Linked DNA regions of Homo sapiens: region 2 is linked to region 1. Evidence: read pairs that join two places in POLR2A ChIA-PET (ENCODE). Cell type or tissue: OCI-LY7. All regions are shown on one strand. Links, peaks and the distances in the headings refer to the core of each region. The heading gives the core; the rest is flanking DNA. Region 1 holds the start of LOC124900459 (a long non-coding RNA gene). Region 2 overlaps PLCB1 (phospholipase C beta 1).

Region 1 (16,451 bases), core at 4,992-12,991:
ATAGATTGTCACTATAATCTATATTTATATATATAGATTGTCACTATAATCTATGTATAAGAGATTTATACTTTTGTAGCTGTGGCATTTAAACCTACTGATTAAAATCTAACTTCTATGTATTAGCTATAGAAAAATGAACTTGAGGCATATTTCTCTTTGCAGCCAAACACCTACCCCCAGAGAACTATCACAGCAATATTGTTGTACTAAGACTTACAGTTCTTATTTAGAAAACTGTCTAGATTTGCCAACAGTTAAATAGATTTTCCAACCATCAAAATAATTTTAGAGCAATTTACTTTCAGTTAAGAACATGCGGGTATCTTTTTCTGCACTATGAAGTCATTGAAGCAAAATCCAAAGCACTGTTTTGAAATGGAATAACAAGGTTAGGGGTCAGAGAGACCCAGATTCAAACTCCAGTGCACTTATTAGCTGAGAGAACCCAGGAAGGTTTATTGGTTTCCCTGTGAATGATAATACTTGCTGTATTGATTTGTCTTGCTAGTTGGATTTTAACTGGTAACAAGACATAAATCATAATGTTTGATACTACTTACTTCCCTATGGGCCTTAAGTTCACTTTTCAGTGTATTCTTCTTAATGTTCTGTGAGACTGGTAAATAATGAAGTATATATATATATATGTGTGTGTATATATATATATATATATATATATATATATATATATATACACACACATATATATATATTACTTGAACTTCCTCAATTTTGGAGATTAGGTCATAAACTAATGTGGCATGTAATTTGATACATGTTCCAGCAGGGGAAAATACTGGGATGTAATTTAACGAAAGAAACATTTTGAAATGGGAATATTCTCTGAAAATATGGAGTATATCATTACAATTCCTTTTCAGCTTTAGGACTCATAATAAACTGGGCACTGTCCAGTTTATGAGCAGCGAGTTCCTATAGTTTGAAAGTTTGCGTCCCCTCCAATATTCATGTTGAAACTTAATCGCCGATGCAATAGTATTTAAAGTTGTGGCCTTTTGAAGGTGATTAGGCAATGAGAACTCCTCCCTCATGAATGTGATTAAGGTCCTTATAAAAGAGATTTCACTCAAGGTTCAGTCTTTTTTGCCCTTCCTCCTTGGCCCATCTGAGGACACAGCATTCGAAATGCCACCTTGAAACAGAGAGCATCCCTCACCAGACACGGAACCTGTCTACGCCTTGATTTTGAGCCTCCCAGCCTTCACATCTGTGGAAAATAAATTTCTGTAAATATTTCCCACCTGACAGATCTTTGCTTATAAATTGGCCGGTCTGTTTGTTATAGTAGCACACATAGACTAAGATACTAGTTTTTAATTTGGGTACTGCAGCTGATGGAATAACCTGGGTAGAGTCATACCATCTTTTAGGAATCTCACCTTCCTCATAAAAAATGAAAGAGACAAGCAGGATGATCCCTGGGGACTAAAGGTAATATTTGTATCCATCATGGAGCTATTGGGAGAACTAAATGATATACATCTCTCAAATGGATTTGCCAGCCATAATGTGTGATATAGTAATATCAATTTGTGAGTAAGTTGGGTAGAGTGGAAGGAACTTAGGAATGTATACCAGTTTATTCTGAGAAATTTGTGTTTTGTCTTCTTTGAATGGGAAATGGCTGAAAATTCTTAAATTCCTTCAATGTACCATAAAAAAGTGAAATCCTATATCACTGCCTTTGGATGTGATACATGACCCATAGTAGGTATTTTCGTAGATGAAAGAATTCCTATCTATGGCATTTATCTTATGTGAAAAGTGGCAATTAAGATAGTAACATATTTGCCACTTAACAGATATTTGTTAATGATGAAATAAAGTTTTCCGGAACTCCTGAAATTAATGTCCATAGAGATTTCAAGAAGATGGAATAACCTAACTAATTAGACAGTATGTTTGTTGGTGTTTAAAGGTGAGACAAGACCACTGAGATTAAAAGATCAGAAAATTCTCCTCACACACCTAATACATTTTCTCTATGCCACCTGGTACTTCTGTACTCAAATGCTGCTTGATTTTTATATTTATACCCAAGAATTACTGATTTCAGGTAAGAACAGAGGGCTTGAGAGAAGAATTTGCTCATCACTGCCTGCCATGAATGGGCATAGCTCTGTGAACAGTTATTGTATTTTTTTTTCCTCAGGTATATAGAATACTTTATCAAAACCAAAACTCACTGTTTCTCCAAGTGAGTTCCTTGGAATACTAATAGATGCTATAAAAATGTCATCTAGGTGTGGTGGCTCACATCTGTAATACCAGCACTTTGGAAGGCCGAAGCAGGAGGATTGCTTGAGGCCAGGAGTTTGAGACCCAAAGCCCTATCTCTTAAAAAAAATATAGGTGGATGCAGTGGTGCATGCCTGCCTATACTCCCAGCTACTCAGTATAGGCTGAGGCGGGAGGATTTCTTGAGTCCAGAGTTCAAGGCTGCAGTGAACTGTGATTGCACCACTGCACTCCGGCCTGGGTGACTGGTCAAATAAGTTTGGGAAATGCTAAGGGTTCCTTTATTGCAGGATTTCTCACAGCTTTTGATGTGTTGGACATGGGTTAGTGTCACTTCTTTCTTTTTTCTTTAACTATGGGTCTCTTGGTCACAAGCATCTCATAGGATTAATATAAATGTTCTAAAAGCCATTTATTATGAAGTTAACCACACTTAATAAACTAGAACACCAGTTTATGAGTGATGCTTGTCTTCACAGTAGTGCAGATCCTATTAAAGATGTTTAGAGAACAGGTTCTTAGGTGATCTAAACCAGAAAGGCCTTTTTCATATATCTTGATAATATTAATATAATGTTGAATTTTGTCTTGTATTATATTATGATGTTTTGAATTTTAAAGTTTACTATTTGCATTCTTCCCACCTAATTAATTTTTTTAATTTGAGACCTTATGACAGAAAACCATCAGCATTGCCCACATATTACTCAAAACACAAGAATTTCATTTATTCCCATAGCACCTGGAATCTATGCTGGCATTTAGACAAGCCTAATGCCTAGTGTACCACTAGAGTGAGATTCTCTGTCCACTCTTAACTATTTCTAGAGCCTATTTTTCTATGGTTTCACATCTTATGACTTATATAAAATTGGTACTACTTGGCCTTTGTGGAAGGATTTTAAGTCAAGGTAAACCTTGAATTGAGGTTAGATTAAAAGTGGTAGAACTTACTTAGGGAGCAATAACTTTTAATAGTCATAGTTTCTTTTCGGTTCCTGGTGTGTGTGTGCAGAAAGAAAGAAGTCTGATGATTCTCTGGTTCATGGGAGTTGACTTTTATGCCCTGAAAGTGAGGCTTTGCTTCTGTATCCTCACACTGGGGAACAGCAGTGGTTAAGAGGCTCCACCAGTATTACTCATGTGGTCACAATCAAGTTGCTTAACTTCATGTCTTGCTTTCTTCATCCATAAAATGAAGTTAATAGTACTATTTCTCAGGGTTATTGTGAGGACTAAAGGCCATAACATATATTTCATAATAGGGGATCTGTAAGTTGTAGTTACTGTTATCCTTAAAACTATAGGCCATTAGTGCATATGTTTAATAGGCTTGAAGCTGTGCCATTATTTGACAAGTTAAACTCTTGGTTGCATCATCCATATTCTCAATGTTTTTCTTTAGGTATTTGCATTTGCCATCTATAGTATATAGGCTTCTATCTGGCAAAGTTTTCACTTTTAATGGTATCTTTAACAATATTTTTCAAAAGCTTTGAGCATCACTCATATTTCAAAAATAGTAAGGTCATGTTAAACTTTTAAATTAAATCGTTTCTTCCTAGACTATTTCAAGATTTGTAATACCTGGTTAAAATTGTTTAGCAAACACAATTTTTCTTTCTATGAATGTTAATTAAAAATTAAATTTGACTCTCTTTAGTTGAAATTAGTCATTTTGTATCTGTGCATGAATTACATTTTCCTTGATTCTTATAGTACCTTAGTATAAATAAATTTAGTAAGAGTTTAAAAAGAAGTTTCCTTGGTTGAGGTACATACAAACAATATGGGAAATTGAACACCTATTGACTTTATTATTTTTGCCATAGATAAATCTCTACTGTCGAAAGCAGTAGTTAATGAGACATTTATTTTATTTTATGGGTCTCTGAAACATGCTTCTCTATTAATCAATTTGCTTGCAATTTTGTTTGAAGATTAAAGATTCTTTAGAAGGCATTGTCTACATATTATTACTTATGGATACCAGATGAAAATCTAAATAAAATTAATTTAAGATCTCTTATATTAGTTCTGTCCTACACATATACCAAAGAATGTGGAATGGCTGAATAAGGAAAATTAAATTTTAAGTTTACACAATTTTAAAGTCAATAATGCTTTCAAATAAATTATCTATACATAATATTGAAAAGGAATAGCTCTTAGAATATCTAAAATAAAAATAGATGATTGAGTGGGATATTTCACATGAGTTGGTGGTTTATAAAACTTTGAGAAAGTATGTTAAAGAATAAATTGTGTAAGTAATAGCGAACTAGACTCAGTATTTAATTTTATGCTTAGCTGCTCAAAATTTCATGGTTTGAGTTGAGAATTCTTAAGTCAAATAATTTATTTGAAGGATACTGTAGAGCATTTGAAATACTGTGAAGGTGTGACTAGAAATCTGTTTTTCCCATTTTAAAAAAAAAACAAATTGTTATTCTAGACTATAAAATATAGAAAGTCATAATAGATGGATACTCTTCTCTGTAAATATATTTTCCCCTGATACTTAACTGTACCATGTTATTCTAAATTATTCCTGGTAAATGCTTACAACTCTTCCAAGTGTCTGGAAACTCATCAAGCTTCTTTTAATCATGTCCCTCAAATATTCGGCTTGTAATTTACTAATATTCATGCCCTGTTTAGATTGTAAACAGAGAAACTACAAAGTTGTAACAGAAAAGTAATATATTGAGCTGAATCATGCCTTACTTTTGTAAGTTGAGCTTGTTTCTCTGGCAACAAGATGTTAGATAATAAATCATATATCTAAAACCATATAACTACAGAAGTGGGGAGCTGAAAGTTCAGAAGTATCATCTGACTGTGTTGATGGCATCTTTACCTCAATTAATAAGGTGTGGCAACGTTCACTCAAGGACAGAAATTCAATCTGTGGTGGATCCAAGGGGATTCAAAATATTTCTTTTAATCCAACCAAAACATATTGCTTTAATGGCATTAGTTGGTATTAGTTGCATGTGGCAAAAATTTCATGCACTATTAATCCTAGCACTACACTGCAACACTAGAATTATGTGTCCTTGGCCTTAAATAAATTATTCGGTTGTATGATTGAGAAGAGAAAAACCAATTATTTTAGAGGCCAGTCCTGAATTATTGCCTTAATAAAGGTTCAATTTCAAAAAAATGGGAAGTTGCTCAGTCCAGTTGAAAAACAAGGTGGGAAGAGTAACAGCAAGTGAGTCTTTAATTTTGTCAACATCTGATGCTACTGTTAACACAAAAAGTTGCTTTGAAAAAAATTCAACTAAATAAGTTGCCTTCGTGGTTTAGTAATTCCAGATATACACAATCGTCTGTTTATTTTCCCAAAGATCAAACTGTGTTCATCTATATATTTGCATACGTAACATATTAAAGTTTTCTCATCTAACATGACACTGTAAGCATGGCCATGATTCTAAATATTTTTAATATTTATCAGTTGTATAGCTGAATAATAATGCATTGATTGGAAATCATATTAACTACTTACTATTTACTTTTGAGTAGACAATTTCTGTTTTATTTTTGCTATTATAGGTAAATCTGAAGCAGATATCTCTTCTTCATTTGGCGTTTTTATTCTTTGGTAATGCCTCAAATTGTAATCCTAGCAGTGAGATTACAGATCCAAATAGATCTAATTCAATCCATTATCACAGGTTTCTTCCTCATTTCCTCTTCTTTCATGTATATCTGTTTTTGTATAGTGGCAATTTTGATTCCTTACTGCATTAATGTATTCACTTCTTTGTCATAGTCTACACAAAATAATTCTAGAATAAAAATACTGTTGCTACTAATACAAGTCCACTAGAGAAAATCCAACGTTTCTTTGCAATTATCTTTATTCCTTATTGTATGCTTCACTAAGAATATATACTCCAAGATTATTAAAATTATTTTCTATAGAGTTATATTATTAATTTGCTATACACTTAGATTTATATATTTATAGTTACGTTCAGTTTTAGAGATTAAAATGCTCTATTGCTTTTATCAATTTTACATTTGGAAAGTATAAAATATTCCTTTGCCTCAGCATTCAAAATTATATAAAGAAGAATGCTCAGGGAAGTCACTCTCATCCATATCCTTCCACCCTATTCCTACCCACCTTCTGGTTTTCCTTACCATGTTTCTGTTTACAAAAATAAGGAAACACACACACAAACCCATACCTAGCTACCCAGTCCTCTCATCTCATTTAATAAAAAGTCCATCTTTCCCCAGTGAATTGAGACACCAGTTTTTTCAAAATATATGTAAATTGCCTCAGTCTTTCTTACACAAAATGTAACATTCTATCTATGTGCTTTTATAGGTTGCCTGTTTTACTTAATATAACGTCAATACCTCTTCATATGGGTCATGGGAATCTTTTTCATTCTTTTGTACAGCTGCATATTGCTCCACTATATGGAGGTTCTGTAGTTTTTTCAGTCTTCTGTGAATGAGCATTTAGGTTGTTTCCATTATTTTTTATTATGCATAAGGCTACAATTTTTTTTTTAAATGCCTTCCTTTACATATGCAAAAGTTCAGTTTCAGGATAAATTCCTAGATTTGTTTGTTTTGCTAACATCTTCATAGACTTTTTCTTTGTTTAGATTTTACCATTTTCTACCCCCCTTGCAGTGTATTACAGAATCTTTATTCACACAGTCTCACCACAAAGTGTATTGTTAAGCTTGTTATTTTTGCCACTTTGACAGGAAATGTGATCAATACATTTTAACTTACCTTTTTCTTACCTATGCATGAAACTAAGCCTCCTTTCACATGTTTAAGGACCATGCATGTATATACATACATATATTTCTAAAACATATATAAATATGTATTTATACACACATATATGTCTTAATAAATATATGTCATATGTTTTAATATGTCATAATATATGTCTTAATATACATAAATATGTCTTAGTCACTTTGGACTTCTATAACAAATTATAAATATGTCTTAGTCACTTTGGGCTTCTGTAACAAATTACCATAGACTGGTGGCTGAAATAAAAACATTACCCACAGTTCTGGAGGCTGGGTAGTCCAAGGGCAAGGTGCCAGCAAATCTCATGTCTGCTGAGGGCCCACTTCTTGGTTTGCAGTTGGCTGCATTCTCATTGAGTCCTCACATAGGGGAAAGCAGAGAGAGGGAGAGTTGACTCTCTAGTCTCTTTTTCCAAAGACACTAATCCCATTTTGAGGGCTCCACCCTCATGGCCTAATCACTTCCCAAAGTCCCTACCTCCAACGCCCTATCACGTTGGGGTTTAAGCGTCCATATATGAATTTTGAAGGGAGACAAACATTCACTTAATAGCACAATGCTCATTTGCATAATTTGCACTTTTTTTTTTTCATCTGGTATTTCGTCCTTTTTTTCTCCCCTTGGTTTTTTTGAGCTCTTTATATATCAGGAGAATTAGCTCTCTATCGTACCCTAGAGGTGCAAAAATGTTCTCCCGGTTTATTTTTTCCCTTTTGATTTTGCTTTTGGTGTTTTTTTGTTGCTGTTGTTGATGTTGTTTCTGCCTTGTAAGTTTTTGTTTTTATTTTTATCTAGTCAATTTATCAATATTTTATCTTATTGCTTTTGGCATTTGAGTCACAGTTAGTAAGTCTTTATTCATGCCTAGTTTATAAAGAAAATTCACCTATAGCTTCTTTTTTTTTTTCTAGTATGACTTCGTGATTTTCCATTTAGATCTTGGAGCATCTTGGAGGTTTTTTTTGTTTGTTTGTCATGAGGTATGAACCCAATTTTATTTTTCTAACTTACCGTTCTTTTGTCCCAACACTATTTTTTTCAGACCATCTTTTGCCCTATCCTGGTATCTAGGTGTTCCAATAACATTTATTTAAAAGTCCAATTGTATATCTCTTTTTATTTGCAATCCAGTTGTGCCAACACCACTTATTTAAAAGTCTATCTTTTGTACTACTTATCAAAAAGTCCAACTTTTGTCTAGGTGAGTTAAAATACTTACCTTTTTCATATATAATGTTTCCTTCCATGTGTACCTGGATCTATTTCTGGAATATTTTTTACTATTTCATTGTTCAGTGTGTCTATTAATGCTTACTGAAATACTTTAAATTCAAGTTCTATAAGGGAAAAGTGGATTCTTATTCTAGAATAACAAAACAATTAGAAATTGGCATTTTTTACCAACCCATTATATCAAATATTACTCTCAATACTATTCTCTGCTTTCCAACAACCACCTCCCAAGAAAAAACTATTTTTCCCTAAGACAATTTTTGTTTGTTTCATATATTTTATGTAGGTAGAGAATGCCATTTTCTAGTTTTCAAAACTTTATTTTTTTTACTTTATTTTTTCAAATTCCTAGAAAATGACAAAATCATTACTAGTTAAACAATTAGCAATATCTTGTAGATTTACCCACAAAGTCCCGAAAATAAAAATAAGAAAAAAAACCTTTTGGTTATTCTGCCTTATAAACTTTCATTTTTAGAAATCCATGCCATCATATAAGTTGTTTGTTCTATAATTTCTGAGCTCATTTTATGTAAAAATAACTCCTGTGCATTATTCATGTTGACAGGCCCTTTAAATAGCCATAAAGCCTGTGGGAACAGATTAATGCTGCATCTGCCCTGTGCTTTTTAAGTCTATCATTTTTATGGAATGGAAATCTTGCATAATGTCAGAAGTTTTCTGACATTGTCAACTGCTTGTGGTGGCATAGGGAAGTACCTTAGCTGCACTATGTGGGTGACAATGTCATATTTCCTGATTGGATTTTTATCTGAGGAGGGTGAGAACTGTCAGTTTCACTTCCTCTTAGAAAGATATTTTAAGTTGAATAAGTTTTCCTTTAAGTGACTTGTCACAGGTGGCAACTGTCTGAGCCTGTGTATTCTATTCTTTGTGCCAGAATTTTCTTACCACTGATTACCAGGCACATAATCACTCTTGCCATTTATGACCTTTGGGAAATGAAAATTAAAATGTTATTAGTCCATGTGGGTAGCAGTGGAATTGGTCTGATGTAATGTTTTTAAATTGTTTTTATTTTTTGAAATAAATGATTTTTACATCTACTAAAAAGTAAATTACAACTATTAAAGGTTATCTTATTAAAAAGTATTTCCCCTTCTCCATTTCTTCTGTTCCCTTCCCCTGAGGCAAGGATTCATAGTACTGCAGTTTCTTGTTTTCGTTTCCCAGAAAACCTGTAAATGATGACATGCTATCAAATGCTATTTAAACTTAGCAATTTGTTGCAGAAATTATGCCGTGTCAGCACAAATACAAGTCCTCATTCTTTTTCTAGAGGTTGTAGAGTATTATTTCATTTTATAGATGTGCCATAATTTATGTACTTAGTCATTTGTTAATAGGCATTTTATTGTTTCCGGTTTTTTGCTGCCTCAAACAATGCTTTGATGTGTATATATATGTATATATAAAATATCATCTTTGGGCACAATACAGGTATATTCGAATTTCCTGTTGGTGAAATTGCTAAGTCCAAATATATGTGCATTTTTAATTATGAAATGCATTGCCAAATGGCTCAGCGAAGAGATTATATAAATTAATCAATTACACTTCCACCAACAACAATCAAGATTACCTGTTTCTTCATACTCTTGCCAACACCATGTTTGATTGAATTTTTTTGATCTTTGAAATGTTATAGATGAAAAATTGGGAGCTCTTTATTACTTAAATTTGAATTTCTTCTACTGTGAGTGGAGAGGAAACTTTTCATATTGTGTTGTTTGTATTTCTAACCATATCCTTTGCCCATTTTCCAATATATAGTTCTTCTCACTGTTTCGTAAGATATTTTGATATATTAAGAGCTATCATATACTGGAAATATGATCTCCAGCTTTTAATTTTAATTTGACCTTGTAGAATTATTGCCTTCCAGAATTATGTTTTGTAGTCAAATTTATTAGTCCCTTTTTAAAAACTGTACTTCCAAACAGAGCACCGCTTGGAATAACTATTCTAAAATAATAAAGATTATTTTGTGATTTCTTCCAGTGTTTTTATGATTTTAATTTTTATGGTTGTATCTTTGAGCTATCTGGACCTTATTTTATGACAGTGACAAAGGAATCTTTATTAGTCAGGATTAAAGTAGTCCATGATAACAAACAACTCCCAAATGTCAGTGGAATAACACATCAAAAATACATCTCTTGCTCAAACCATCTGCTGAAGGTCTGCAAAAACATTCCAAGATAGCTATCCTCAGTGATCTAGGGATGTTTCTGTCTTGAGCTCAACCATCTCAGCAAGAGGCCTTGCATTTGCTGTGGCAGGAGAAAACAGCTAGAGAATCAAAGAGGATTCCTCAATGCCTCAGCCTAGAAGTGACATGCATCCCTTCTGCTTATTGACCATGTCCAAGTCACATGGCCCAGCCCAATTCAAGGAGGCTGGGACATACAGATTCCAGTATGCCCAGGGGTGAAAGGAGAACCAGTGATTAGTGAGCTCATAATGTTTACCATAATATCTATTTTATGTTACTCTAGATGGCTGCCAGGTCATCTAACATTACTTATTGCATAACCTATTTTTTTCTCATTGATTTGGAATGCTATCTTGGTTATACACTGAAAGCTTCTGTATCTTTCCATTTTCCCCTGAGATCATTGACTTTTCTATATATTTTTAGACTAGTAATAAAATGTTTTAATTATTGTGGCTTTACAATATATATTACTTGGTATAGTCCTGCTTTATCAAGTTTTATTTACATTTATATTAATTTTCATTTGAATTTCAGAATCAATTTATATTGTTCTCCTAAAAACCATGTGTATTTTTTATTGGTATTTCTTTAAGTGATGAGATTAATGTTATAACACTTTATGTCTTTAGCATACTACTTTTATGCAAGCAGAAAATATGTCTTCATTTATATTCAGGTTGTCTTTTGTATTCCTTAGTAATGTTTTAAGGTCTTTATCATATAGATCTTACAGTTAAAGTTAAGCTTCCGCTGAGTGTTACATCACTTTGATGTTTTAAGTGGAGCTTTTATTTACATTTCTAACCACCTTTTATTAAATAAAAGGAAACTAATTTTTGACATAATATTATGTATCCATGTACTTCACCGAATCTTTTAAAAAATAGTTTCCAGGCCGGGCGTGGTGGCTCATGTCTGTAATCCCAGCACTTTGGGAGGCCGAGGCAGGCGGATCACAAGGTCGGGAGATGGAGACCAGCCTGGCTAACATGGTGAAATCCCGTCCCTACTAAAAATACAAAAAAAAAAAAAAAAATTAGCCAGGCGTGGTGGTGGGCGCCTGTAGTCCTAGCTACTCGGGAGGCTGAGGCAGGAGAATGGAGTGAACCTGGGAGGCGGAGCTTGCAGTCAGCCGAGATCGTGCCACTGCACTCCAGCCTGGGCAACAGAGCAAGACTCCATCTCAAAAAAATAAAAAAAAAATTTAAAAAAAGTTTTCATTTGATTTTTTTCATTTTAACTCATACTCTCTGTAACAATTACAGTGTCACCTCCTTATTTCTAAATTTTATATCTATTTTTGTCTTTGAATTTAAGTTTATGTATTTTGATGACTTGGTAAAATTCTCATCCCTTTGCAGTTGGGCAAAAATTAATCAGTGTTGTATATGATATCATTTTATTAGATTCTAAACTCTTTGTGAGTTAGAACTATTTAATTAAATAAAAATAGTTGACATCTCTTATAGGAAAATCACTGTGTGAAGTCCCAAATGATATAAAAAAAGAAATAAAACATAGTTCTTATGCTCATGATTCTTACCTTTGAAACCCTCCCTCCTCAGCCCCACAAAGCCAGGCACAGTGGCTCATGACTGTAATCCTAAGGCTTTGAGGGGCTGAGGATGGGAGGATTACTTGAGCCCAGGAGTTCAAGGCTTCCATGAGCTATGATCGCACCACAGCACTCCTGTCTGGGTCAATGAAGCAAGACTGTGTCTCAAAAACCAACCAAACAAAAAACAACAGGGAGTGTCCAAAGGCTGTAATACAAGGTCAAATGTAGTAAATGATGTAATTGGGAATCGTAAGAAGTGTTTGGAAATATTAGATTTTAATTTGCCCAGTGGTGCCGTAGGTTGGAATGGAGGGAATGCAGGAAGATGGGCAAGGCTTCACAGAGAAGGAAGCATTTAAGTGATATGTTGATGTTCAGAAACAAGATAGCATGTGAGCAGGGTGTAGTGACACGTACCTGTAGTCCCAGCTACTTGGAAGCCTGAAGCAGGAGGATCACTTGAGCCCAGGAAGTTGAGGCTTCAGTGAGCTCTGATAGTGCCACTGCAAGACAGATTGTGGATTGCAGAAATGGCCATTGCATTCCTCAGGGGAAAATCTATACTCATTTTTAAAGCTTAATTTTTTTCAGCATCTAGAATAGGTGCACCCATGAACATTCAGTATCTTCAGGAGACTAACCATATGGGAATGGTTTACTAGTAACTCATTTGTACTTGAGTATCCATTATATTGGAAACTAGGACCATTTCTTTCTCATTAATTGAGAGTCATGATTTGTCTATAATGTCCTTTATGATGCAGAATTTATCTGATACTTTGAGTTAAATCAGGCTTGCTTTTTGGCTCATAAGTATTTATGTATAGACAGAAATTGTGGCTTTTATCTATTTTTATTAAGTAAAATTGTGACTGATTTTATAGCAATTAAGATGAATTTTTCTTTGCAGACAAATTTTATTGAAGGAATATTGACAATCAACTTTCATTGAAAGCAATGGGTTTTGTGATTTCATGGAATAAATGCTCTGTTCTAAGAGTTAACTGACCTATGTTTTTGTTTCAGGGTTTTGGCTAAATAGCTGCACATCTGTAGCACAAAGCCATTTTTCCTCAGTTTCCTATTGTGTAGAAAAAACATTTGGGATCACAAAATTCCTAGGTTCCTTCCATTCTGAAAATTTTTACACTAATTCCAACTTTGCCTTGAATGTCTAATGATTTGCATTTCTCTATGTAAAGCACATCTCCTGGCACCGAACTGAAAATGAGATTAGAAAACACCTAGTAGAGAGGATAAAAGGTACAAGTCCTAAGCTTATTTTGCATTCCCCTTCTTCCTTTTTTCTCCCCTGAGAAGCAGGATGTCAAGCTCCTTGGAAAACTAATATTTCAAAGGAAATATCAATTTGCAACTGAAGTATGGGATTGAATGATTTCATTGTCTCAAAATGATATGGTGGTGAGGGTAACATTCTATAATTTAAATATTCAAAGTTTTGAAAATGTACAGATTCTTTTAGTAATTCTTCCCCAGAAATACTAGTATTTACTAGTAGTATTTTTTAAAAGCAAGTCTTCTTTGCAAGATATAATCAGTATTGAATCCATAAAACAGAATATTTTGGAAGTATGGCTTTAACACCATGGCATAATTATAGCTGATTATGACCAGAGTTTTGAATTCAAGTAACATTAACACACCACAATTATTGAAGTTGTATGTATCCAGATTAGCAAAATGAGCAATATTTTTCTCTCAACCCTTAATTCCTACATGTTAGTCCTATTTCCTCTGATATTTTCAGGAGTCCTCTTTGCTTTCAGTAGGTATTCAAATGATGACTCTTTCAGTTCTCCATATAGAAGACAGAAATTAGTCTTATTCTCAAGCTCTAACAAACCTTCCCAAAACCCAGTGACATAAAACAATAAACATTTGTTATTGCTAATGAGTTTGCAGGTCAGCTGAGTGGTTCTGGGTTCATGTATGTGTCTGTGGTCAGCTGTGGGTTGATGAAGTGGCTCTGCTGATTTGGGCTGGGGTCTCTCACATGTTTCGAGGTCATCTGGCTCTAGACTAGTCTAGAGTTGTCCCTACTCATCTCCGCGTGTTTTGTTCAGCTCTCCCTTAAAATCAGCACTCTTCTGGTTTCTCCACCCTGGGGATATCCTCACAGTGAAAGCAGAACAGTAAGAGACAGAGTGGAAACACACAAGGCCTCTTGAGGCCTAGACTTGGAACAGGCACTCCATCAATTACGCCACATGCTTTCGCCCAAAGCAAGTCTCAAGGTCAAGCCAGTTTTCCCCCGATTTAGCAGTAGGGAAATAGAAGGAGCTACAGTCATGTTGCAAAAGGATGTGGATACAGGGAAGGTGAAGAATTGTGGCCACTTTTGCAATCAATCTACCCCACTTTCCTTCTGAGAAGCTGGTTGTTTCCAGTGAAATCAAAGCCAGCTGAAACCTGGACAATCAAGTAGCCAAAAACCTTCCCTGTTAGACTTCAGCATATTGAATTTGGCTTGTACCAATTTACAGAGCCAGTTGTTAAACACAGCTATTAAACTACATAAACTTCAATCTAAATACATTATATTGAAAAAAGATGATCATGTTAATACTGTCACTTCCTACTTTTTATTATTATCCATGTTCTCAAAGTTATTTATAATCATTATATCCAAATGGTAGGAATGCTATATAATGATGCTACTGACATCTCTGCCCAAATCTGTGCTCAGTGACACCATGTTGATAGATTGAAATTGGCCATGAGAGTATTTACACAAGATAAATTGACAAACACTACTAATTAGGGCTTTTTTTCTTCCTTTTTTTTTTTGATAGCTGCTTGTTAACATTTACCAGCCCATCATTGCCTGTATGTGTGATGGAGGATTTGAAGGCCCAAGTCAAGTCATTCCTGCATTTTATAGCATGAGTTACAGATTTACTTTATTGACTTTTATGTGTTCTATGGCTTTGATGGAAGAAGGAAAATATGTGGATAGAGTAATTGAAGAAACGAAATTGCTTAAAGCTACATTTTAAAATCAGTAATGACCATAGTGATAAAAGCTGTTTCTCTCTTTCTTTAGTAAACTTTACTGGATGTAATGAAAACAAATTTATTCAACTTACTAGTGTCAGTGTACAAGAATAACCTTAAGGAAAAATGGAAGAACATGCAGGTAATGTTTTAAATTACAGCTTCAGTCATTAAAATATGGCATATGCATTCAGGCAAAAATTGTCTTGTGTTAAGTGTTTTCAACACATAATAATTTCAAGATGAAATTATTGTGAATTGAAAAGCAACAAAAGGAAAGTGAGGTTCACTATCTTCTATCTCCTTGCTAATGGAGGCCAGAACTTATTTAGTTTTGTGAGTCAGATGAGTTGAAATTTGCCTTCCAGTATTCCAAGGCAGCAAAAGGTCATTCCATCTACATAAGAGCCTGTCGAGCAGAGAGCCCTTTTCATAAAGAAAATTCATTGAAGAAGCACTAGAAAATGAATATAATGCAAAGAGTAAGGCTGTTCAAATTCTATTATTCAGTTTTACCAGTATTACAGTAAATTCCCAGAAAAAACAAGAATTATAGTGATTTTATGTGAGGGATCAACTTACCTGGGCTCTTTCTGGCTTTTTAAAATCCGTTTATTGGGGGTATTTTAATGAATTGTTAGAATGTGGTATTGGACAGTGGGAACTTATAATGAATATTTGAGATGTGGTGTTTCAGAGTAGGAAAAATGAGACTGCTAAGTAAGTAAAGAATCAGGATTCTATTTATAAGCCCCTGACAATCCAAAGAAGATTGTTTTAACTTTCAGTGTAACTTCTGAGGCTACACAGCCCATTGCCTCCTGATATTTTAACTGTTACACATAACCAAGGGAGGAAAGCTAGAATGAATCATGTGATACTAAAATGAGACATGCATAGCTTAATTTAACAAATGGATAAATTTGAAAATAAAATTTTTTTTAATGTGAGCAAATAAGAAATCTTTCATACAGAATAGTCCCAAGTAACTTATGTGGTTAATGCACCCTTGATAGGCTGGAAAAAAACTCCCCAGCCTTTAAATCACAGATAACGAGTATCTTCCAAAGAGTACAATATGGAAAAAGGGAAAAAGAGTAACTTTCTCAGTGGAGAAACCTGACAAACACTCTGTATTAGTCCATTTTCACATTGCTGATAAAGACACACCCAAAACTTGGAACAAAAAGAGGTTTAATTGGACTTACAGTTCTACATGGCTGGGGAGGCCTCAGAATTATGCAGGAGGCAAAAGGAACTTCTTACATGGTGGCGGCAAGAGAAAAATGAGGAAGAAGCAAAAGCGGAAACCCCTGATAAACTCGTCAGATCTCTTAAGACTTATTC
Region 2 (16,451 bases), core at 4,991-12,990, 120 kb after region 1:
TTCTTCTTTAGGCTTATAAAGTACCATGAAGAGGAGGTAAAGAGAGAGTGGATATTTCAGTGGCTAAACCCAAAGTTTTTTAGCATTTAGACTATGGCACCCTCTAGAAAAGCAATTTAAAATGTGAAAAAAGAGAGGTCAGTTAAAAAATAGATTAGATAGATAGGTAGATAGATGGATAACAGGTAGGTAGACAGATGATTGATAAAGAGATAGGCAGATCATAGATAGATAGATAGATAGATAGATAGATAGATAGATAGATAGATAGATAGATAGCATGAAGATGGTTGAGGTGACTACACCCTATGCTTCCTTCTGAAGTTTCGGGAATAATTGTTCATTTTCCAAGTGACTGCTCAATACAACATTGCTCTGTTAGGTAATTTAATGACTGGTGTAAGTACAAAAAACATTGCCATCTGCTTTGTTTCTTTTGGCCTTAATTATAATGTTATCTTCTTTTCAGAGGCTATATTGTGAAACACTTATTATTCACCATTATTTCTGGCAGTGATTATAATTTATGACCAACAGTGCAGCACTGAATAATGTCTTGATTGATTGACTGATTAATGTAGATTTTGTAGGTGATAAGGGACAAAAAGCCTGAGAAGATTTTCTGGAAATGTAAAAGTAATTTTATTTTCTACTATGTTTGATGCCCAAAGATCACTGTACTGATAATTTTAGTGAATAAAGTGTCAACTATAACAAGGAGCTTGTTTATTCTATCAACCATGTGATTTCAAAACTGGAGCTTGCTTTCACTTTTGAAATTTTCCATAAGCTAAATCTAATCCTCTATATTTACAACGAAATTAATTTTCTGAGTTATTTATTTTAGGATAACTCTGATCTTTTTCTTTTCTTTTTCTTTTTTTTTTTTTTTTTTTAAGATGGAGTTTCACTCTTGTTGCCCAGACTGGAGTGCAGTGGCGCGATCTTGGCTCACTGCAACCTCTGCCTCCCAGGTTCAAGCGATTCTCCTGCCTCAGCCTCCCAAGAAGCAGGGATTACAGGCATGGGCCACCACGCCCAGCTAATTTTTTTTTTGTATTTTTAGTAGAGGCGAGGTTTCGCCATGTTGGCCAGGCTGGTTTCCAACCCCTGACCACAGGTGATCCGCCCGCCTCGGCCTCCCAAAGTGCTGGGATTACAGGCGTGAGCCACCGTGCCCGGCAACCCTGATCTTTTTCAAACTGCAATTTAAAATTTACTGATCACACAGAACTGAATTGATTTTTAATTGTCATTCTGAAGAAGTAATTAAACTTTAATTACTACTTCTGAAAGAGAGGGTTTTTACTAGGACTTTTTCTGACAGGACAATAATTTCATTTTTTGCAATTTTTATTTATAATTGGCAAATAATGATTACATATGTTTATGGGGTACAATGTGATGCTATGTGTATATATTGTTGAATGATTAGATCAAACTAGTTATCATATCCATCACCTCACACACTAATCATTATTTTGTAGTGAGAACACTTAAAATCTGCACTGTTAGCAATTTTGAAATATATATTATTATTAATTATGGTCACCATGCTGTGCAATAGATCTCAAAAATTATTCCTCCTGTCTAACTGAAACTTTGTACCTTTTGATTAACATCTCTGTCTCAGCCTCTGGTAACCACCATTCTACTCTCTACTTCTGTAAGTTTGATTTTTTTAGATTCCACATATAAGTGAAATCATAACAGTATTTACTTATCTTTCTCTACCTGGCTCATTTCACTTAGCGTAACTTCCTCCAAGTTCATTCATGTTGTTGCAAATGACAGAATTTGCTTCTTTTTTTTAAGGCTGAACAGTGTATATATACATACAAAACATTTCTTTATCCATTCATTAACTGATGAATGGAGATAAATATATATAAAACATTTCTTCATCCATTGATTAACTGATGGACACTTAGGTTGGTTCCATATCTTGCCTGTTGTGAATAATACTTCAAGAACATAGGAGAGTGGATATTTCTTTAACAGTTGATTTCAAATCCTTTGGATATGAACATGGAAATGAGATTGGTGAATTCTAGGGTAATTCTATTTTCAGTTCTTTGAGGCATATCTATACTGTTTTCCCTAATTGGCTATACTAGTTTATATTCCTGCCAACTGTGTACAGGGGTTCCCTTTACTCCACATTCTCGCCAACGTTCGTTATCTTTTGTCTTTTTGATGATAGCCATTCTAACAGGTATGAGCTGATATCTCACTGTTGTTTTAATTTTAATTTCTCTGACAATTAGTGATATTGAGCATTTTTTCATAAACTGGTTGACCATTTGTATATCTACTTTCAAGAAATGTCTATTTAAATTCTTTACCCATTTTTTTAAAAAATTCGATTCTTTGTTTTCTGCTATAAGATTGTTTGAGTTCCTTATATATTTTGGATATTCACTCCTTATCAGATGTGTGGTTTGCAAATATTTTCTCTCGCTCTGGGTTGTCTCTTCAGCACAGAAATGGACAGTCGCACGTTACCACCTGTATGATCATTATTTTAAACACAAGCAGGAAAAGCTTTTGGGTTCCAAAGTTTCAGTCATTATGATTGAAAAACTGCCAAACTGGTAGTGAAACATTTATTGGATTGGGGATTAAGCTATTCATTCTTTTCGCATTAAAACAATGATGTAGTTTTATTCGTAAATCTATAAAGTTAAGTGCACAGTCATCACTTTTAGTACGTTCTGATTCATTGAAATCCTGTAAAATTTTATGGAAAAATCTGTGTAAACAAGCTTTAAATAAGGCAATATTCCAATACCAAAACTCGGGATTTAGGCATAGGTGCTATATTTACAATTCTTAAGTAATTTTCATGTATTTCACATATTTTTAAAACTCATGTTACAAAATAGCCTAATTCTCTTTACTTTCTGTGTATGAGGGAGGAATTAACATTTTGTAATATAAACCTCCCAAAAGTTATTCAGAATATTTCTAAAATAAACTGTTTTAGATTCTTGGAGAAATTCTGTGATGTCAAAATCTCTTTCCTTTTTTTAAACAATAAAAAACATTGTGGCTTTGTTTTTTTAATTGATAAATAATAATTATATACATTTATGGGGTGCATTTATGGGGTGCAATGTATACATATATCAAATTTTACCCCATATTGTACATTGGGTACAATCTGTACCCTCATAATACAAATTGTACCCCAATGTACAATATGGGGAGCAATTTGATACATGTATACATTGTGGAAGGAGTAAATCCGACTAATATATCCATTACCTCACGTACTTATCATTTCTTTGTGGTACAAACATTTCAAATTCATTCTCTTAGCAATTTTGAACTATACGTTATTATTAACTCTAGTCACCTAATGTTTAATGGATCACCAGGAATTATTCCTCTTGTCTAATGGAAACTTTGTACCCTTTGACCATCATCTCCCCTTTTACCTCCCACCCTCTCCCAACGTCTGGTAGCTACCATTCTACTTCCTACCTCTACGAGTTCGAATTTTTAGATTCCACATATAAATGAGATCATGTAATATTTGTCCTTCTGTGCCTGGCTTATTTTACTTAGTATAATGGCTTCATTTTTTTAAAATGTTTAAACCAAAGGTTTCAATACATAAATCTAGACACAAACAAGTACTGTGTGATTCCATTTTTTATAAAGTTCAAGAACAAGCAAAGTTGATCAAAGACAAGAGACAAGAAACTTTCAGTAGTGTTGGACATATTCTTTAATCTTTGTGGAGGCCACACAGGGATATAGATGTGAAGAAATTCACTAAGCTATGCAGTCAGTATTAGAGCCCCTGGATGTACATGTGTTATGCAGTAATGAAGGGCACACACACACTCATTCATTCACACACAGCAAAAGCAATCTATGAAGTGACAACACGACACAGTGAACACTGTTTTCATGGTAAAGTTGCAATAAGACAAATTACATTATTTTTACAGTATAAACAATTATATTCAATTAAATGCACGAAGTGTGCTAGAATATATTGGATAATTCGGAACGAATACCTATACTGCAGGTGCTGAAGCCAAGAGAGAAACATCCCCATTGAAGTATTGTAAGAATTCTGTCCCCCCTGCCAGTTGCTATGAGATATCACTGAAATATGGTAGTGTTTTCTAAAATCTACTGCATGAGGATAGGACAAACATGCTTTCAGTGAAATGATAAAACGCTACCAGAACTAAAAGAAACAAAAGTGGTCAGGTGCAGTGGCTCATGCTTGTAATCCCAGCACTTTGGGAGGCCAAGGCAGAAAGATCGCTTGAGCTCAGGAGTTCAAGACCAGCCTGGGCAAAATAGTAAGACCTCTGTCTCTATTAAAAAAAAAGTTAAAAATAACAACAAAAAATTAGCTGGGCATGGTGGTGTGTGCCTGTAGTCCCAGCTACCAGGAGGCTAAGGTGGGAAGATGGCTTGCCCCAGCAGGTTGAGGCTGCAGTGAGCCAAGATCATGCCACCCCATTCCAGCCTGGACAACACAGTCCCTGTCTCAAAAAAATCAAAAAAGAAGAAGAAGAAAAAGTATTTTAAACCTGTCATTAAGAAGAAAAAAGATGTAATTACACACTTAGGGAGGCCAGAGTGGGCAGATTGCTTGATCCCAGGAGTTTGAAACCAGCCTGGGTGGGCCGGGCATGGTGGCTCACGCCTGTAATTCTAGCACTTTTGGTAGGCCGAGGTGGGCAGATTGCCTGAGCTCAGGAGTTCGAGACCAACCTGGGCAACACGGCGAAACCCTGTCTCTACTAAAAATAGAAAAATTAGCCAGGCGTGGTGGCGTGAGCCTGTAGTCCCAGCTACTCGGGAGGCTGAGGCAGTGGAATCACTTGAACCTGGGAGGCGGAGGTTGTAGTGAGCTGAGATTAGGCCACTACACTCCAGCCTGCGCTGGGCAACAGAGCGAGACTCCATCTCCAAAAAAAAAAAAAAAAAGGAAAAAAGAAACCAGCCTGGGCAACATGGCAAAACTCCATCTCTACAGAAAAATACAAAAAAAAATTAGCAAGGCATGGTGGTGTGCACCTGTAGTCCCAGCTACTCAGAGGCTGAGAAGAAAACAGATTATCTACCGTAATAAAGCAAGAAACCCAATCCCTAAACAATACTGTGCCCCATAGAGTAAAGCCGTTTCATTTCTCTTTTAGTACTTTTTCTACCCTAACAAAGAAAATTGTGGCTAAAAGTTAAAACAAAAACAGTATCTTTTTGCTAGTTTCATGATATATCTTGTATGTATGTATGGGTGAATATTCTTATATTATTATTTTTGGTTCATGTAAAGTAATTTTTCCAAGTGAATATCTAAGACCAATGCTTCTGAAACTTTAATAGTCATACAAATCACCTGAGGATTTTGTTAAAACTAATATTCATCTCCAGGAGTTCAGGGGTTAGGCTAAGATTCTGAGTTTCCAATAAGTACCCAGGTGATAGTAATGCTACTGGCCTACACACTACTCTTTGAGTAATAAGGTCTTAGATTAAAGTGGACTTGGGCCCACTAACATTGATTAGCTTATGACAGGAAGACAAAAAACAAAAACAAAGGAACAAACAAAAACATAGAAGGTAAAATGTTAAAATCAAGGCACAAAGTATTGCTGTATGGAAAGTGTCTGAATTTTCAATATATTCAGCCCTGGAGGAAGAGCTTCCCACTACCACTTATTTACTGTTTCTGTTCTAAACTGGCTATAATAGCCCTTCAATTATAGAGCTGTTTCAGTAATAGCATCTGCTTCATTATAACAGCAGTTTTATTAAACTAATAGTTGTTAGCATGAAGACACCATTACAGTAAATTACATTTATAATTATGGCTCTAAATATACTCAGGTTGCATACAATTATTAAAAATTTCCACCCTAATCATTTACCTTTCCTGAAGCTTTCCTCCTATCACATAGATGCTGTGAGCGTGTGTTAGTGTATGCAGGCTTTTCTATGAGGCTGCTTTCCTATATCCCATACAATTATTCAAACTGATGCCTGGTGTATCTAGAAATTTGTATTCCTAGCTCAGAGAGCAGCTAATTAGAACCTCCTTCCCAATCTCTACTTCCCACAATCTGGGTCATTTCCTTGTTTAGTGCCTTGATCAGAAATAATTTATTGTCTGGTTGTGCATGGCTTTGAGGGAGGCACAATATAAAGAAAAGTTCATATAAGAAATGTGCACATTTAACATCAATGCATAACAAACACCCCAAAGCATAGTGGCTTCAGCTAAAAACTGTCTATCATTGCATTTGGGACAGCTGGGAGTGCTTATCTAGATTTGGCTCAGCTGGGCAGGTTAGTTAAGGTGGCTCTGTTACACAGTGTCTTTATTAGTCTGTTCTCATGCTGCTAATAAAGACATACCCAAGAATGGGTAATTTATAAAGGAAAAAGGTTTAATGGATTCTACATGGCTGGGGAGGCCTCACACTCATGGCAGAAGGCAAAGGAAGAGCAAAGTCACATCTTACATGGCAACAGGCAAGGGGGCGTAAGGAGGGGAACTTCCCATTGTAAAACCATCAGCTCTTGTGAGACTTGTTCACTAACATGAAAATGGCACAGGAAAGACCCTCCCCCCTGATTCAGTTACTTCCCATCAAGCCCCTCCCACAACACGTGGGAATTATGGGAGCTACAATTCTAGAAAGACTTGGTCTGGGACACAGCCAAACCGTATCATCATCTCACATGTCCCCTCTGAGCCCAGGTCCTCCTGGCAGTGACCCAAGCACATGAGAACACATTCAACCATGACAGCACATTTCAAGCCTCCGCTTCATTGCTTCTGATAATATTACTCTGGCCAAAGCCAGTTACATAGTTAAGCTCAACTTGTGTTAATTTTGCCCACAATGAGGCCAAAGCAAGTCACATGGCCAAGATCAACATAAATGGAGCAGAGAAGTGTCATCTCCTATGGAAGTGAACAGAAATGAGTGATCATTTCAGAACAACAACCTACTCTATCAGAGATAGTTTCCCTTTTATACATGTAAGTACAATAATGTTGAAAGTCTCTGAGTTTATTTTCATAACATGCTAAATAGCCACAGTCTTATTTAGCCAAATTACAAACATTGGAATTGCATGGTTTCTTTTAGAATCTAAGGTTTTTATAGAAAATATAACATCATATATATATATATATATATATATATATATATATATATATATATATGTATTCCATTTTGATGCTATATACTACTAGTCAGTCACCTGTAAGAGTTTTTGACTAAAGTTTTCGGCAAGATAGATATAGTTGAGTCATGGTCAAGGTGAAAAGGGTATTCACTCAACAAGAAAACCATCCATCAAAGATTTCCTATGTGCCCTTTGTTACGGCTGTGCAGCTAAGTACAACACAGTTCCAGGCTTTACAGTTCTTAGAGTGTTTACAGACAAATAAGTAAGATGCTCAATATGAGGTGGTAGGTCCTGTGTACTGGGTGTATGCCAGATTTCACAAGGAGTGAGTTTAACCACTGGACAGCAGAGTGGGTGCTAGAGCTGACTCTTGAAGGATCAGAAAAAATTCACCACAATAGAGGGGTTGGGCGTTCCACATATAGAGATGACATTGGGCTGCATTCGGGGAGCCCACAAGTAATGGCATAGAAGTGTTTGTGTCTGATATCCCCTTCCAGACATCCCACAACCTAAAGAGCTAGACACTGAGGGGGCCTGCATGGTGAGCCTAGAGCCAACTCAAGATGCAGGAACAAAACAGAATTTATTGGAACATAGAAAGATATGAAACAACAGTAGTTGCTCTGAGAGGCGTCGTCTACATTTGAAATTGCTGGGTGTTGTGCTGAACCCTTATTAACCCCAATAAGGAAGGCACAAGATTCAAGAAGCCAAAGAAGAGACCCAGAGGCAACAAATGAGACATGGGGTTTTATTAAGGCTCACATACAGGGGAGAGAGGCCAGTGGTGGTGAGCTAAATATGATAACCTCATAGCCCAGTGGCAGTGGGCTGGGCGGGAAAACAGCAACTGCTAGCAATCAGCATGCACTTTATATAGCATTTCCACTTAACACCCTCCCCCAGTGACCTCCACCTGGCAACCTTCATATTGTAACCTAAAACTCTGGGCCTCAATCCCCTGTACGGCCTGTGTTCCACAGGACTGAATAGGATGGGACCGGGGCTCAGATGTTCCTCATGGACAAGGAATGAATCTCTGGATTGGCTACTCCTGGATTCCCTAGTTCAGAACATACATTCAGGTGCTATACAAGGTCATTCTAAGGTTATGCTTAAGTTATTGCTGTCAGGTATGTTTATCCTACACCAGGTTGATAAGACAATGATGTCATCAGTCAGAGCCACATAAACTTGACAGCCATTAAAAGTTTATCTTCCTGGCTAGGCGTGGTGGCTCACACCTGTAATCCTAGCACTTTGGGAGGCTGAGGCAGGTGGATCATGAGATCAAGAGATCAAGACCATCCTGGCCAACATGGTGAAACCCCGTCTCTACTAAAAATACAAAATTTAGCTGGGCTTGGTGGCATGCGCCTGTAGTCCCAGCTACTCAGGAGGCTGAGGCAGGAGAATCGCTTGAACCCAGGAGGCGGAGGTTGCAGTGAGCCAAGATCGCACCACTGCACACCAGCCTGGTGACAGAGGGAGACTCTGTCTCAAAAAAAAAAAAATTATCCTATTTTATTTGTTTTTAAGATAGGTTCTCGCTCTGTCACCCAGGCTGGAGTGCAGTAGCAATATCATAACTTACTTGTCTTCATTGACTAATGAATCCCAACATGCTGAGTTTGATTGTCACCTTTTCTCTCCCAGCTTCAGCAATACTATATGTTTAGAATTATAGAATTTTTTCACAGCTCACAAAGGAGCCTCTCAGGGGTGGGATGTAGGATAGGACTGAAGAAAGAAAACCCTACTGGGGAGAAAATATCAAGTGGAGACTGAGTATTCATTTCTACTCTTTGCTAAAGAGTAGTTAATGTACTCACAGTTTATGTTCAGAACATTGTCAGTTTCAGAGAAAGATTTCATTAGTTCATTAGTTTATCTATAAATTTATCCATCCTGTACTTATTGGGCATCTACTACAGCAGCAGTCCCCAGCATTTTTGGCACCAGAGATGGGTTTCATGAAAGACAATTTTTCCATGGACCAGGGCAGCAGGTTGGGAGGGCTGATGGTTTCAGGATGATTCGAGTGCATTAAATTTATTGTGCACTTTATTTTATTATTACATTATAGTCTATAATGAAATACTTATACAACTCACCATAATGTAGAATCAATGGGAACCCTAAGCTTGTTTTCCTGCAACTAGATGGTCCCATCTGGGGGTGATGGAAGACAGTGAAAGATCATCAGGTGTTAGATTCTCATAAGGAGCATGCAAAGTAGATCCCTTGCATGCAAAGTTCCCAGTGGGGTTCTTGCTCCTATAAGAATCTAATGCTGGGGCCAATCTGACAGGAGGCAGAGCTCAGGTGGTGATGGGAGCAAGGGGGAGCGGCTGTAAATACAGATGAAGCTTCACTTGCTTGCCTGCTGCTCACCTCCTGCTGTGCAGCCTGGTTCTTAGCAGGCCACAGACTGATAGCGGTCCATGGCTCAGGGGTTGGGGACTCCTGTACTACAGCATGCCAGACAAAATGCCCACTGAGGTTGGAAATGAAGCGAAAACAGACACACTCCTTGCTTTCTCGGTAGCTTACAGACTGGAGAGTAAGAAGGGCATTCCTACAGTGGTGAATACTATAGAGGAGTAGTAGACAACGTGTGTGAGTGCATTTAGTATGGAGCTGGGAGACATTTATGGGAGGAAAGATAAGGAAAAACTTCTCCGATGAAGGGACTTTAATCTGACATCAGAAAGAAGAGTAGTAGCAAACTAGGTAAACAAGGATGGGGATGAGGAAGTAGGAGGTACAAAATACAAAACGAAACAAAGCACAGAATATCTCCCAGAACAAAGCCCTCTTCATCCTGCCTGCTCTCTCTCCCCCATAGTGATTGACAGTTTGAGGAAGGGGGTTATTCTTAGGGATCAGAATATTTTTGTATAACTGCTTCCATTTTGTATAATTGCCTAGTTTCCCAGGGTAAATAAAGGCAGGAGACACATTCAGGGCCAAATACAGAACTCTATATTCTTACTTGAGAAACACACCAAAATGATATGCAAATATTACTATGTAGTATTTATGTCTTCCTTCTCTCCCCAAAATTCCCATGTGAAAATAAATTTTCTATGACCTATATACTGTCATTTTGCTTAATCATTTTAAGGCAATATGAGGACATCATGTATTAAATCCTGGAGAATTCTTAGTTTTCAGATTTCTTGTTGGATATTTCCTGATCAATAATGTGCAAAGGGAGATGATATTTGGGCCAGAACCATCAGTTTAAGCGTCTCTATATTATAAGAAATTCTGACTCAGGCTACTTAATGTAGTTTCTTTTTTAAAGCATGAATGCTTTAAAGTTCATGTTTTAGTCAAGAAGGAATTGCATTTTCTCAAACCTGGCAGGCCCAGAAAAAAGCTACTTAGAAAATCACACTTAGGTGACAGAATGATAAGAAAAGTCCCTTTAGGGGCCATTAGCACTTTGCCTGAAGAAAAACTGTTAGTGGTTCTTCCTAGCTTTTTAACTTACAGAAGCAGCACTGTTGGAAAGCTCTTGGTAAAAACAACAGAAGTAAAGCAGTTTATTTTGGAATCTCATGTTAGGAATTCCAGAATATCCCATTGGTTAATTTTAAGTTAGAGTCCTTATTATTGCAATTTCCATCATAATAGACATATTATATTTGTAATAGGTGGTGGGACAAAGACTAGAGTTTGGATATATCATAGAAATCTATATACCAAACTTTCATTAACTATTTTGCCAGTTAACCATGGCCAACTGATTTTTTTTTCTTTGTTCACCTCCTCCATAAAGTTAGATCTAAGATTCAAGTAACAACCTATGCACCTTTTTCTAACAGTACTTTATTAAAGTACAATTTACCTTTAGTAAAATGCACAAATGTTAAATGTACATCACACAGAACTTTAACAAATATACAAACTCATCTAACATCCAGATCAAGATATGGAATGTCACCCCAAAAATTCCATGTTGCCCTATTTTAGCTAACCACTCCACGACTAAAGGCAACTGCTATCCAATTTCTGTGGGTATAAATAACTTTTATTTCTTTTCAACTTCATATCAGTAGGACCATACAGTATGTAGTCTTTGGGGTCTGGCTTCTTTTACTCAAAATCTGTGCATTTTGAGGATTTCTGAAATATTAAGGATAGCCCAGGGCTTCTGCAAATGTCAGATGGACATACAACTCAATTTATATAAACACTGTGGGAAGTAAGCTAATATTTGTTAACCTGAAAGTTTCTGATTATCATGAAATGTCCCTAGGCAGGGACTATGTTGTTAGCTACACAATATCTAAGAAAACTATCCTAAGACAAATTAAATATAGAAATAAAATCACAGGCAATAGCAGATATATCTAAGCTTCTTATAGATAAGCTCATCCCAAGTACTCTTGAGGTGCAAAAAGAAAAGGCTAATTATAAATTATTCTTATCCATTTATTGAGGCTGTTCCCTTAAGGGCTAATTCTAGGTAATGCTTCATTAACCTTGTATCAGTTACTTGTTCTTGAATTTCAAAAATTCATTTTTTCCATAATTTTTATTAATTCAGTGAGGCCCTCCTTCTCATTTGTACAAATTAGTAAGATGTCAACCTACATGTGGAGTTCTGGAGATTCATCTTAAGACTTATAAAAGGGAAAAAAAAAAAAGAATAAGTAAAGGTATTGAGGGCCTACTACGTGCTGATGGCCAAGGTACTTTCACCTACATTAACAAATCAAATCATTTCAATAGGCCCTGTAGGGTGGCTCATGTCTGTAATCCCAGCACTTTGAGATGCTCAGGTGGGTGGATGGCTTGAGCCCAGGAGTTCAAGAACAGCCTGGGCAACATGGAGAAAACCAGTCTCTATAAAAAGTAGCAAAAATTAGCTGGGTGTGGTGGTGTGTGCCTTCCTCCCAGTTACTTGGGAGGCTGAGGTGGGAGAATCACTTAAGCTCAGGAAGTTGAGGCTGCAGTGAATTGTGATGGAGTGAGACTGCCTAAAAAAAATCCTTTCAATAAATTATGATTCACAGAATCCAATACATCCAATGATCCAATGGAATGCTAGTTCAAATACATTGGTACTTAAGCATGGACTGCATTCTAAAAGTTCACCTCTAACTCAGCTATTTTATCATAGAAACACAGATATATAACTAAACACCACTTTTTCAAGAAAAGGTAAAATTGTGAATTGCATTTCAACCACACAGAAACCAAACAAAGTTCGGGAGTGCAAACTATATTCTCCTTCTTTCTTAACATCAGATTTTTCCATTGTAGCAAATGTGATTAGGCAGGGCCTTGACTAAATCACTAGAACAGTGAGTGCTGACACTAAAGCTGGAAGCTAAAAATGCCTCCAGAAGATTGTCCTTGAGAGCCAAGAGTCACCTTCTCCTGTGATAGGCAGTCTGCTACTATCCCCATGCACCCTAAAGCTGGTATGCAAGGACTCTCTAATCCTGTGGTATGAAAATTCAGTCGCCTCACCTCAAGGCTAGACAGATACAGAGATGCAATGTAGGATCTGGAGCTCCCCTTGGATTGAACACACATCTTGCTTCCCTTCTTCCCTTACAAGCGTTTCCTGAGAGCCCTTCTTCAATAAATCATTTTCTAAGAATCTCTGTTACCTCCCCATCTCAGGCTCTGCTTCTAGGGGAAACCAATTTAATACACCCATTTTATCTATGACATCATCCTCATTCTGGCCTGTGGTTACGCTAACAATTTATCTTCTCCTGGAGTCCACTAAGAAGGACAAAAGCCATTCAGAATAGACCAATAAAATTCAAAGCCTAGTCTTCTTCCAGCACCCTATGATCTACACTTTCTCCCCAACTGACACACGTGGTCAAGCAGAATGCAACGCCCTTTTCTTGGAACCCAGAAAAGACAAATTAAGGAAAATGAGTTTGGAACAATGAAACAGTCTCCTGTGCAAATAAAGCAGACACTACCATTTTAAGTATGAATAATTGGAAAACAAGGCATTGAATAGTCTTAATTACAATAAGTATACGAAGCTTGCATTAGTCTTAATTACAATAAATATAAGAAGTTTTAAAACTAAGTGTTCTAAGCCACAAAAAAGTAAAATATGTCCTTGTTTGTACATTATTTCAAACATAGGAGGATAATTAAGATAAGAATGTGAAATAAAGGCTTATCTTTATTTAAGACTAATTTGTTGAGGCAAGAAAGTTGGTGGGGTGGGATGAGGCCCCTGCTTCTCAAATAAGGAAATCTTAAATTAAATCAATGCCAGTCAATTGCTGGGACATTTTAGTCAAACTGGGTGTAATGTGCTGGTTAAGCTATCAAATAAAATGTTGGCCATAGAGCATGATTCGTGGTCCTCAATGGAATCGGCAGTTGAGGATGAGATTGCTGTAGATGCTCATCATCCTCTACAGAAGTGATGAACTGAGAGCTTGTATCTTTGAAAGGGTCATATAATCCTTGGACAAAGGGGGTAGTAGGCCTGTTATCCCTGCTGCCTTTATTCATCCACCCATCTAAACAACCCTCCCCTCAGTGTTTACTGAATGCCAACTCTGTGCCAGGAACTAGTCTAGACACTAGGGATATAGTAGAAAGAGAATGTATACGGCTCAGGAAGTTGTGATTTAGTGAGGATTCAAAAGAAAGATTAGCAAGTCTTTGGAGCAAAAATTAGAGTCAAGAGGAAGTTTTGCAAATGATCCTGATCATAACAAATATGTGTGTGTGTGTGTGTGTGTGTGTGTGTGTATGGAGAGAGACGACAACAAATATATATATATTTGGCTCTCTCTCTCTCTCTCTCTCTCTCTCTCTCTATATATATATATATATATATATATGGAGAGAGACAACACCTCCAAAGAAAAGAGAAAAAAAGGAAAGCACATGACCGTGAACGAATCTAGCAGTATGAGAATTTGATTGAAAGTCTCAGGGAAGACCTGAGATATAGTGAATAGTTGGCCACAGATATGGTGTTAGTAGCAGACATCAGTTGGGTTACTGAACAACACTTTTAAACCCACTAAAAGGGGACAAATGGAATTTACTCAGAGCTTAGTATATTAAGGTTACTCAGATCATTGCGCATTGGGAGGGAAGAAGATGCTTGTGCATTGTCAGAGTTGAAAACTAGAGACTGTGTGCCTGAGAAATGCCCAGTGAGACACAGAGGAAGCAACTCCACGGATGCAGAAACCATGCCACCCAGAGGCCTGCATGGGGAGCGTGTGTTGTATGGAATCAACTGGGCGGAGTTAATACGTGAAATTTCACATTAACTAATTAATTAATTGGTTAATCAACTGATTGATTTTAAAATACCAAAAAGCTTCCAACAATCATTTCAAAATTTGATATATATGTTGAAAAATACAGCAACAAAACAAAGTATAAAATACAAACAAAATCTTAATTTATTTCAATGCTATGTATTAAAAGCCTTCATATCCAAAAAATAGCAAGATTGTTATTAAATACATTTACATACTCTAGTCAAAACTATAATATTCTATAAACTAACATTAGAGAAGATGCTTGAAGAAAAATAAACATTTAAAATACACCCATATGGCTTTAGGAATTCAGAAAATTCAATAAATCATGAAAAAAATGAACCTCCTGGGTTTTGTTTTGTTTTTTCCTTTGAGGGAGGGGAGGGGAACACTATGAGTTTTCTCTTTCTTTTTATTTTTTCAGTTTCTTTCTACAGGATACCTAAGCCTAGGTCAATTGTTTTTAATAACTTCGTTTTGCTAATCGGTCATGGCACTTGTTTCTCTCCTTAAATGCAAATTAGGATGAGAATAACCTTGTAAACGTGTCTTTGTCTTCTCAAGGTCATGTTTGGCCAACAGTATCAGTCAGGGTTTCTTTTTCCTTTTTTAAGCAGGCAGCCATGTTCTGATTAAATATTTATAAGTCTAGTTGAGTAAAGTTAAACGGAGCAGATGAGGCAATTAAGAAGTAAAACCAAGTGTCAAACTGCAGGGTCTCCTTAAATGATGCAAGACCTTGGGATCCTGACACTTTTCATTGACACTCTTTGTAAGCCAGAGTTGTTTTGTTTGTATGAAAAGTGGCAGTGCTGTCTAAGATTTACTGATCCCTGTTTAGAAGTCATCTAAAAATAATATCTGAGTAACTCAAACCCTCTCCATTTTCCCCAGAAATAGTTTTACTGTAGGGGTGAGATGTAGGAGAGGGAGGGAGCGTCTGTGTACTGCCACAGCTGGGAACATTACTGCACCTACTTCCTAGTGCCTTGCAGGCATCTTTGGGACTTGCTAAGAACCTTTGGAGAAGTGTAAGCAGAGGTTAATTGTTCAACCACCTGCTTTTAGAAAGATATAAATTTTATATATGTAAAATAATTTTTAAAATCATGATTAATAGCCTATATCCCTTCAGTTACTTTTACAAAGCCTTCCAATGTCCAGAAGGAAACTGCTGACAGTGACATTTATGGAGAAGGGGGAAAAAAAAAGTAATTTTTCAACTCAAATTGAAGGGCAGTGGATAGAGAGGGGAACATAAATTCATTATAAAATATCTTCTTAACCCATATATATAGCCAAAAAAAAAAAGGAGCTAATTGCAGACCAATTATGGAAAAAACCTGACCTTGGGAGAAAGGCATGCTATTTATTTATAATCAGTATTAAGGATTTAGAAGCATTTTCAAGGTTTGCATTTATTTGGGGTTGAAATGTCATAAATATCTGTCAGCATGGCAATATTCTAGTTAATTTGATTTTGGTGTTGATAAGGCCAAGTTCAAATAATCAATCTCAATTAGGCTGATTAATTTCACACTAAAAAACTGTACTGAGGGGACACAATTTACTTAAACCCTAATTGACCGTGTTGTGCCTTTGGGCACAGAGAGATCTTAAAAAGGAGAAATCAGGGAAATCACTATACACAAACACTGGAAAAACTGACTTAATTTTCTTGTTTTTACCAACAATTGGTTGTGTTGTTGTCAAATGGATAAAGTAGAACTTTAAAGAAAAATCAACTTTGTGCAGTCTCTTAAAAATACCTGAATGAAATGAAATAAAATTCATAAAATTCTATCCAACAATTGAAAAAAACAGCTTTTTTTTTTTTTGCTTGGAGGCTAGAGGATGATGATGAGTAGCTCTATTCTGTTAGCTCTTTCTGTAGCTCTATTCTGTTAAATTGTCATGACATTTGTTCAGCTCCTAAAAAATGAAAATTGGGATTGAAAATCAATTTTTAGTATTTTTTTTCCAAAGCATCAGCATACTTGA

Evidence for each region. Peaks named below come from ENCODE experiments on the same cell type or tissue, not always from the same donor. Only the 100,000 strongest peaks of a DNase experiment are listed, where the experiment ranks them.
Region 2: POLR2A ChIA-PET joins it to region 1 with 5 read pairs; 2 of 35 experiments call an interaction of 5 or more read pairs at or near these places.

What each region holds. Positions count from the first base shown.
Region 1 is chr20:8,391,129-8,407,579 of GRCh38, forward strand. All of the region lies in intron 3 of PLCB1 (phospholipase C beta 1), which reads left to right. LOC124900459 (a long non-coding RNA gene) reads left to right here and starts at 9,140. Exons shown (of 2, transcript XR_007067518.1): 1 at 9,140-15,246. In OCI-LY7, for the core only: CTCF peaks have their summits at 7,750 and 7,949; a DNase peak (open chromatin) is centred at 9,083; H3K4me3 peaks cover 2,648 bases; H3K27ac peaks cover 5,852 bases.
Region 2 is chr20:8,509,507-8,525,957 of GRCh38, forward strand. All of the region lies in intron 3 of PLCB1 (phospholipase C beta 1), which reads left to right. It overlaps LOC124900459 (a long non-coding RNA gene), which reads left to right. Exons shown (of 2, transcript XR_007067518.1): 2 at 1-2,999. Among named protein-coding and RNA genes, the nearest start is that of PLCB1-IT1, 270 kb to the left of the region's middle. In OCI-LY7, for the core only: no CTCF peak of the experiment used is centred there; no DNase peak of the experiment used is centred there.